2 separate regions of the Homo sapiens genome follow, and region 2 is linked to region 1. The links are chromatin loops, found by intact Hi-C in ENCODE. Cell type or tissue: heart right ventricle. All regions are shown on one strand.

Evidence for each region. Hi-C counts contacts between places; a loop is a spot of excess contacts. Peaks named below come from ENCODE experiments on the same cell type or tissue, not always from the same donor. Only the 100,000 strongest peaks of a DNase experiment are listed, where the experiment ranks them.
Region 2: a loop joins it to region 1, with 5 times the contacts of the local background. A loop is called at or near these places in 19 of 110 quality-filtered maps.

What each region holds. Positions count from the first base shown.
Region 1 is chr21:28,515,057-28,520,056 of GRCh38, reverse strand. No RefSeq gene overlaps it. Among named protein-coding and RNA genes, the nearest start is that of LINC00161, 22 kb to the left of the region's middle. In heart right ventricle, CTCF peaks have their summits at 2,681 and 2,880 (motif pointing left); a DNase peak (open chromatin) is centred at 2,886; H3K27ac peaks cover 925 bases.
Region 2 is chr21:26,847,210-26,852,209 of GRCh38, reverse strand. No RefSeq gene overlaps it. Among named protein-coding and RNA genes, the nearest start is that of ADAMTS1, 4.3 kb to the right of the region's middle. In heart right ventricle, CTCF peaks have their summits at 1,879 and 2,607 (motif pointing left); no DNase peak of the experiment used is centred here; H3K4me3 peaks cover 1,332 bases; H3K27ac peaks cover 2,034 bases.

The sequences.
Region 1 (5,000 bases):
GCAGTGAGCCATGATGGGGCCACTGCACTCCAGCCTGGGCAACAGAGTAAGACCCTGTTTCAAAAAAATAAATAAATAATAAAAAAATAAAGTGTAGTCTCTTTATGATGACTTGGCATAGAACCCTTTTATGATGGAATATATTGTGGGATGAGTGGTCAGTGAAATACATTTTGGAAAACATTGAACAAGATATCTGAAGTTCTCTCTAACTCTAAAATTCAATGATTCTGAGACAGTTAAATGTTCTCACATTTCTCATTTGTTCATAATATTCTTCAAATCAGTTCTACTATAAATTGGATTTACCATTGCCTTTGGGCACTCAAATGTCAATAAAGATTGGGGATATTTTTAGAACTTTGATTTTAATTTCTGAGATATTAAATTGATAAGGAAATGAAAATAATCTGGAACCCAGACAATATGTTTTGTAGGGGCCTAGAGTTTTTTAAAAAAATTATTTATATCTTATCATAGTTTATTTTTTACTGTAGTGAAATGCATATAACATAAAACTTACCATTTTAACCATGTTTAAATGTATAATTCAGTGACAATATGTACATTTACCATGGTGTGTGATAATCACTGGTCTCTATTTCCGGAGCTTTTTCATGATCACAACTGAAATTCTGTACGCATTAAACAATAAATCCCCATTCCCCCCACTTCAGCCTGTGGTAACCTCCATTCTACTTTCTGTCTTTGTGAATTTCACCATTCTAGGTACCTCATATGAATGAAGTTATACAATATTGTGTCTGCCATCTCATTTAGCATAATGCTTTCAAAGTTATCTATATTGTAACATGCATCAGGATTTCATTCTTGTACGTGGCTAGATAATACTTCATTTTATGTGTATACCGCGTGTTGTTTATTCATTCGTCTGTTGATAGATACTTGGGTTTCTAACTGGCTATTGTGAATAATACTGCTACAAACATTGGTCTGTTTGAGCCTCTGTTTTAATTCTTTGGGGTCTATGTCTAGTCATGGAATTGCTGGATCATGTGGTAATTCTATGTGGAGACTCTGAACTGTTTTCTATGGTGGCTGCAGCATGTTACATTCTCACCAACGATCCACAAGGATTACAATTTCACCACACCCTTACCATGAAAGTGTTTAAAGAAAACGTTTATTTGATCCATTCTTGCTTGAGATTTGTTTTTGCAAGTGTTCACTGAAAAGAAAAGGATCAGTAGATCTGGCTAAGTCCAATGACTCATTTCCCTATTGGATGGCAGGCTGGCAGAGCATCCCCTTCTTTGTTTTCTATGCTCTGGCTGCTTACTGTGCACCCTCAGCTGCGTCTCTGTTTCCCTGTGGTCTTGATTACCCAGGAAAGTTAGCTCTAAGGAGCAGATCCATATCTTCTAATAATTTGGAGGTTTCTAAGTGGGTTCTTGATCAGCTCCAGGCTCTATCCTCTCAAATTCAAAGTCTAGAAATTTGTTCTCCATAGCTAGCTTTGAAATCACGGCTGAGCCATTCAACCCTCATGGATTTCAGTCTTCTCAGTCATAAAATGATCTCAAAGTTTACTTCCTCTCAGGTGGAGCCTGCTACATAATTTGTGGGGGAAAATGCAAAATTAACACGCAGTGCCCTTTCTTCAAAAAGCAAATAAAGGAAGTGTGGTTAAAGGAACTTTGGGAGCTCATTATAAAGGCAAATGCTCATGTTTCCCTGCAGCCCTGCCTTCCCAAGGGGGTTTGACAGAATAGGTTTGGGGTGAGGCCAAGGGATTTGTATATTTAATAAGAATTCCAGGTGATTCTGATTCGAATGGTTGGCATAACAGTGGATTCACACTTAATTCAGCATAGGGTTTTGGAATTTATATTTTAGCAAAACTGGACCAAAACCTTAATATAAAGCCTTTTCATGTAAAAATATTTTATTTATAACATGCAATAAGGGCAATAGTAATAAATGAGTAAACATAAACTTATAAATGCAAACAGTAATATTTTTGGTGACAACAGAATATGTTATAAAACTTTATTGGTGGGATATAATGATTCATTGCATAATTTTTCTGGCTTGCTTATCTGGGAATTTATTTATTGGTACAACACAATTTATACTTTTAATGAATTTATTTTCTGATAAATTATTTCAAAATATAAATTTTAGTACATCTAGAGCTAAAGAATCTCGGGGAACGGTTTTTTCAAAAAGATTTAACTTTTCATACAAATCAGTTTTGTAGAAATATGAATTAAATGCACATTTATATAGTGGCATTTAATGTTTCCTCTGACATTTCTGTATTTTAGGGAGGTCATACAAGAAACTGAAAGTGGTTCATGATTTGTTTAGAATTGGATATATTTGTTTATACATTCTATCACTTTATCTTCAGTTACAAGTTAAATTAGATTTAAAATTTTCATTCTCACTAATAATTTATCTGAAGTATCACATGAAAAGAATGCTCTTTTCCATCAATTGCAACAATTTTTAGTTTCTTCTTCTAAGCCTATGGATATTTACTTTGCAATATTCTAGCAGATTTTAAACCAGAGATCCGAAACTCTGAAAAATCCTAATAGCTCCCTAATTTATTTTATTGCAGTGTCCATGTGCCTGCTTTTAAAGTGTAATCGCTTACTGATAAAATATACTGCCTGAGCACTGGAAGTTCCTGTCCCTGCTCGTAGGCCAGGGAGTGGGTATTTGCACAGATACTGCAGAAATTGGTTGCAGGATAGCCAGGCCAGCTGGTCTCTCATTCTGAGGGTCCTTTCCCCTTGGGAGATTCTCTTTTCCTGTAGGGCTGCAGCTGTTACTCTCACTACTACTGCTTTTGATACTGCCGCCATTGTCAGTGACAATCTGGGCCAGAGTCTTAGCTAGGCTGCCCCCTTGAGGCTGCAAGGTGCCCAAGACTGCCCCAGGTGTGTGCAGTGGTTGACCAGGCCAAATGCTCCCTGCTGCTGACTGCTAGCAGTAACAGGGCCTGAGTCCCTGCGTGCCCTGGCTGCTTTCCAGGGTATGTCCCCTGCTCACGTACATGTTTCATTGTCCCTGTGGACTAAATGTATGAAACACAGGCTCAAAGGTGAGATTCTTAAAATGTCAAGATGACTACAGCAAAGCATTAGACCAAGAGCCTGGCCCTTTCTGTAGTTGCCCTGTGCAACTACCCAAGTGTAACACCCAGGAAATTGGCCATGCTCTTAGGCATAATAGAAATTATGCTTCCAAATTGGATACATACCATTATTGACTCAGATTATATATATATATATATATATGTTTCATAAAGGAGCAGGCTGAGATTGAAGAATCTTGCTTCAATGTTTTCTCTCCTGCCCAAGCTTTTCTTTAGTAGCAGTTCTGACTACCTCCTCTTACCCTCCCCTCCAACTCACTCTTTCTTGTCTTCTCCATCTTAAAAGGATGGAGATTCATGAAGGAGAGAGAGAGAAGATGAAACAAGGCAAGTAAAGAATTGTGTACGCGTGTTCTTTCCTGGTGTTATGTTTCAGCTGATTTCAAACATTTTGTGTTTTCATTATCATTTTGCACTACCAGGAAAGAAGCGAATTTTTACTTATCTGTCTTCATCTGAACTCTATTTAGTTGCAACAAATTAAATATTTTCAGACTTGAATAAAACACAAATAACTGTTATCATCTTATAAATTCAAAAGTTTAGTTTTAACTTCTCGTTTAGTGTGTGATTTCCAGCCAGCTAAATGTTTGATTTTTCTGAGCTTTTGCTTTCTGTTGAAATGATTTATAACCTTAACAATTATTTTAGTGGGTTCTAGTGGCTAAAAAGAAAAAAAAAGAGGTTGAGGAATGAAACAGTGCTGTTTTTATAACAGAGTGACTTTTTTTTGAATACTTCAAGAACTTTGGATTTCACCAGAGTTTCCATTTCTTGTCAGATGTCTGAACACTAATGATTCTCAGCTTTAGGCAAGCCACAACTTAACTATGTTGCCATATTTATTTTAAATGGACTTTTCAGCTATGTATAATTATATGCTAATTTAAGAAATGATACTTGAAATTAATTTCTTTATTTGATTGTATGTATTCCTTTACATTTAATCAACTTTTTAAAATTGTCATTTGCTCCACACTCAAATGTATCAGTCAATTTAATATTCTATTTAATGGGGTTTTAGAACTAATATTTACCTTATTTGTGAAATTTCTTTAAAAAGATTCATCTTGGATGAATTACTTGGATTCATCTTGGATGAATTACTTGGATTCATCTGGATTCATCTGAGGCAAGTAGATAAGTGTACTTACATATTTTGGAATGGGAGTCAGAGAGATTGAAAATAGGTCTGTTGGACCACAGTATCTCATTGATGATGTTTATCTTTATAGTTCCAACTCTGAGCGACAAAACACCTTATCATATTTATTAAATAAAATTTGATGTCCCTTTGATTTAATATTGGGGATGCTTTAAATTTGATACTGAAGGATTTGGCCTAACAGGCAGTTCCAGACTTCCTAGGCAAATGGGCTGGCAAAGTTTTTAGAACATTTTCTGAGACTTAGCATTGTGTTCAGAGCATGCCCAGCGTGTTTCCAGAAAGGCAAAGATACAGAGCTTTGAGGAAATTATCTGGGTAATCATGGCAAAACAACAACAAGAACATTGATATTGAAGAAAAGAAAAGGATAAGGTCTGAGTTAACTAGACTATATGTAATCTAATTAATTAAGTGATACATGTTTCTATTCTTAATAATTATAATAAATTACTTTGATAATCAATTCTTTATGCACATTTTATTTACTCATAGCTGTATATAAAGATCTTAGCATCATGGATCCTATCAGTTTGGCTAAACTGAAATTATACAAAACATCTATTTCTCCATTGTGTGCAGACACAGAACTAGTCCCAGGGAAAGTAATGCCATTAGATAACTCCTTAACCTTGTCTTTGTGCCTCTCCTACCTGTCTCTCTTCCAGCCTGTTGCATATTTGCTTGGTTGGATGTATTTCCTGGTAT
Region 2 (5,000 bases), 1.7 Mb after region 1:
TGAGAACTTTACAGTCTGTAGGCCAAAAAAGGGTGTTCTCTTCTAGCAAGGGGGTGACATCTGCCTCTGCAGGGTCTAGGAGAATCTGGGGCTCATCCATCCAAATGTCTGCATTTTATGTATCAGAATCCCATAGTTTTTCTATTAGGACCCTAACTTTAATATAAAACAACTATAAGATTATACATTTTTAGATTTTCAGCATCGTCTGCTCTCTGATTGCAGGAGATAAAAGTGACTTTTATGGCATGTCTTCAAATTAAGTTAGAAAACGATGTAATCTCTGTATATAATCTCTGTATTTCCAAAATAACCTTCAAAACAGGCACTGGTAAACTTTTTTGAAGGGGCCAGATAACAAATATTTTGGACTGGTGGACATTGCTCTCTTTTGCAATTATTCAACTCTGCTTTGTATTGTGAAAGCAACCATGAAAAATACATAAGCAAATGATTGTGACTTTGTTCCAGTAAAACTTTATTTACAAGAACAGATGGTCAGCCTGAAGGTCATAGCTTGCCAGCCCCTGCTCTGAAGCAACTATCAAAAACCCATCCAATGACATGTTCCTTTCAATTGTTATTTTCCTCATACTGTCTAAGTGCCGCTGCTGCTGCATAAACCTGCTTCTCACCCCATACTACCACCTCATCCCACACAGAGACTCTTTGTCATTGCACTGACACTGCATGCCGGGGGCGGTCCCATTCCATTCACCACCAGCAAACGGGTTCTACTGCCCTCTGATCAGTGAGCAGTCCCATCTAGAAGATCTCCTGATGCTCTTTGTTTTCAACTCAGTTTAGCCCAGAAAGCACAACCTGAGAAAAGGGCTTGTGTGCATGCAGTCCCTGTAGAGGTGGGGAGGCAAGGGCAAGTAAGTTTAGGAAACAGGAGGGGGTAACTAGGAAGGAAGAGACAGAGGAGGAAGCAAATACAATGGTGCATTATCCTTCAAGTCAGGATTGTTGTCATCTCCATTTTACATATGAGGAGGCTGAGGCTCAGGGATGATCCATGGCTTCCCTGAAGCCACAAAGTAAGGATGCAGCAGTCAGAATGCCAGAATTCAAATGTGGATTACGTGGCTCTCCACCACTAGCTCCCAGGGTATTAAGTGCAGGGAACAGGAAGACCCCCAGCCTCTATGCTTAGACATTGTGCCACTTTAGAATAGTGTCCAACTCTAATCCTTTCAACAATCTTGTCCAATTATGTATTTAGAGAGATTGTCTAGGCCTTTCCAATCAACATTTCATGAATATACAAGCCTACCATCAACCAATTACGAGTGTGTCCAGTTCTCAGGGTGACCTGAGAGCCACATGGAACAAGAAAGCTTTCCAGCCAGTGTTTCCAGCAGCAAGCATCCTAACCCAGGCCTCGGAATCTGAAGATACAGTGCTCAAATATCAGTGCTTCTGAGCTACTAACCATTGTAATTGCCCAAGTAGATGGCCAATGAATTGCAATAATTCATAATTCAGTTTTTGGTTATTAATAAGATTTATTGTATCTTACACAAAAGAGCATTATAAAATGATAAATATTGTAGGATAGAGGCTGAGATATAACCAAATATTGCTCTTGATCTTTAGCAAAAATCACTTTCAAAGGACAATTGATTTTCAGCCTCTGATTAAATCCCTGCTAGTGGAAGTGTAGGGAGGTGACCAGCTCCTATCTCAATCAGCCAATCAATAATTATAAGCCGGGTGGGGAAAAAAAGCAGTAGTGAAATAGTTTAAAATATCTTATTCCATGGTCTCAAGTGCCGCCTGCTGACTAAAACTGTCCACTTCCAATTCCAGCACTTATTAAACTAGAGATAATATGTTAATATTAATTTGCTTTAATTAATAAAATATTCCTAGAATATGATTTTAAATTCACATGACATTCGGAAGTCACTTATATTTGCAGTATTCAAGAATTACATGAAGTATGTGCTCATTAAGAGCGATTTTAAATTTTATCTTTTGTCACCACCTGGTGGTAGAACATTTTCTCACTTTTCTTTTTTCATTTTAAGCCTTACGTTGTTGCTAAGGAAAATTTCTAAACCAGGGAAACCAGTTAACCAGTATTGATTGTCAAGTATTAATGTATACTAAACATACTGTATGTACTTAATATCTATTGAATAAATGAATGAGTTTTTAATCTGTTTTAGTGGATTGCAAATGTACTTAATCTTTTCATTTGAATGACAAGAAGTTCTCAAATGTAATGAATAAAAGCGGTCCACAGTATTATTTTGTCAGAGGCAGTTTTCTTTCTTTAAAGTTTAATTGGATTTTTGTTTATGGTAATACAAACACATAATTAAAAAGTAGTTGATTTAAAAACGCATTTTATTATGCCCTCAAGAATAAATTCATTTAACATTGTAATATTTTTAAAATATTTTCCATAATACTAGGAGGTAGGAGAATATTTAATTAGAATTTATTAAACATGATTGAGAAGATGTGAAACTTTTGCAAATTCTTAACTTGAACTATTAAGAATAAAAAAGGAAAGGAAAGAAAAAAAAAAAAAAAACACCAAGTCGCACATCATTTGTTGTAGACCATCGCCACCTTGTGTTTGGAGAAAGATGTACTAAAGTCTGAGAATCTTTTAAGGTGGAAATTTTTTATTGCTGGAAAATTCCTATTTATAATTAAAACAAAACTTTACTGGAAACAACATCATTCCAAAGTCTGACAATATAATTACCTCCTACACAATTAGATAGGTTAAAATGTCAAAACAGTTGATTAAAAGTTATGAGTCAGAGTCATTTCTAAGCCCCCAGTTTGACTCTCGCTATGACATCTTGGGAAAACTACTTAACCCTTTTGAGTCTCATTTCTGCATCAGTTACACAAAGGGAGTCGATCTGGCAGATCATACTCCTCTGAGTTCTGTGAGGGCATGATGTGGAGGGAATATCAATTTTGAGTCTAAATGCAAGCTACAATAATTTTTCTGTCTCCAATATTTGCAATACTTCTGGGTATATAACCTGTTTAAACTAGAAGTTTTCTAACTACTTTCTCATTTGTGATCAATTAAAATATCCATTTGTCCAATATTACTTTAGACCATATGTTCCCAAAAGTAGGACTAATACCAAACAGCTTCCCTATTTCTAATTAGTCAATCTTATGGTACTAAAATGTGAATAAAAAGCATTTCCCGGTTATGAAATATGCACATTAGTTGTTTCTCTAGACAATGTTTACATTAAAACAATTCTAATAGCTCATGTATATTACCAGATTTCCTCATTTCATGGCTACTTGTTGAATACTTACTTTGGTATAGACGTCGTGAAAATTGTGAATAGAATATTGTGTCTATAACATATGAATCTGTGAAACAAATAAGAACACATAAGGTGTAAATAGAAATTGACACCTTGATGCTTATCTCTCACTTTAAAATGCAGACAACTTGTTCTTTTTTTCAGACAGTCCCTCTGTTCATAGAGGACAATAATGTGTTTAATAGGTCAAACTGTTAATTGTTCCAATAATTTTATGTCAAATGTTTTGAGTTTTGTTCTGTTATCTCTAGAAATAAAAATTAGCTTACATATGTAAATTAGAACATGTTGAGATTAATGTTTATATAAGCCCATATGTATTCTATAAAAATAAAACCCAAAATATGGGGAGTAGGGATTAGGATAGCATGTGTTATTTTGGGTGCCCATTCAAATCAAGGAGCAAAAATTGGATTATGAAACTCACTACAAGAACCCCATATTACATGTCACTTTTACTAGTGCCTTGTACAAATTTACTCCTGTGGTCTTGTTTCTACATTCAAATGTTTTTCCAATTCACATTTTGCTTATAAATATACATATATGTCCTATGTATATATTTGCATATTACCACAAATGCCTGATGAGTGCTAATCTTTAAATAAAAGAGAAAAAGTAAGTGGATTAAATGTTCTTCTGAGCATAGATGGAGTTTTTCAGCTTAGTAGTTGGCAACTCCAACATCCATGTCTCTGTTGAAGCGATTAAAAAAGAATCATTTCCCAGAACTACAGGTGCACAACAGATTGGAGTCATTATGCAAAAGAACAGAAATCTGGATAGAAACCCAGAGAATAAAAAAGCCATGTTCCCGGCCATCCTTTTGCCTTTAACTCACTGTTTTTTCAACCCTACTTGTATCTGCAACATGAAATATGAAACAATTATAATGGATTTGTAGTAACCCATTCAAGATCAGAAATGTATGCTTTTAAACAAACCTCCAATAAGAATACCCTGCAGGTAGAAACACACTAAAGGTCAAACTTACGTTAACATATTTTTAAAAGCTAAAGTTTATGTAGAGAAGTTGATAGACTGAAATACATTACATATGTCTTTAAAGATACAGATTTTCTGCTGTTTTTGTCCCTTTTTGCCCCAATTTAAGGGAATCACATCTACCTTCACTCATCTTCATTCAGCCTCTGGGCCACCTCTCCTTGAGATGGAGATTATGAGTGTCCAAAATCTCCATCTCAAATCTCCATCTCAAAGCCACTCTGAGGCTGTAACTGTTGTCACCATATATTATCTTCTGAGCCCTTTTCTAAGCAAGAGGTTGAAAATGTACGGATGGCTTTGCCTTCAAGCTTTTGTGATCCCGCGGTCAATATCTTGAAAGTCTAACATGACTTTCCTCATATGTTCTCTCAAGTATCTTGCCTTTTTTCTAGCTAGAAAGAACCAGTAAAATGAAATGAAATCATAGAAAATGGACCGTCAAAAAATTACTGTAATAGAAGATAACAATGTTAAAAAAAAAAGTCTGAAAACCAAACTGGGAAGTAGGAATGATCAGATGTTTGGGAAAAGACGCTTGGGAAACAGAGAAACAGGAAGGAATAATCCTCGTAGTTCGAAGTCGAAGAGAAGGAGGTAGGCTGGACAATGCTTGACAATGCAGAAAGGAATCACACACTCAGGTGTGCGGATGTCAATGTTGAGTTTGAAGGAGAAATG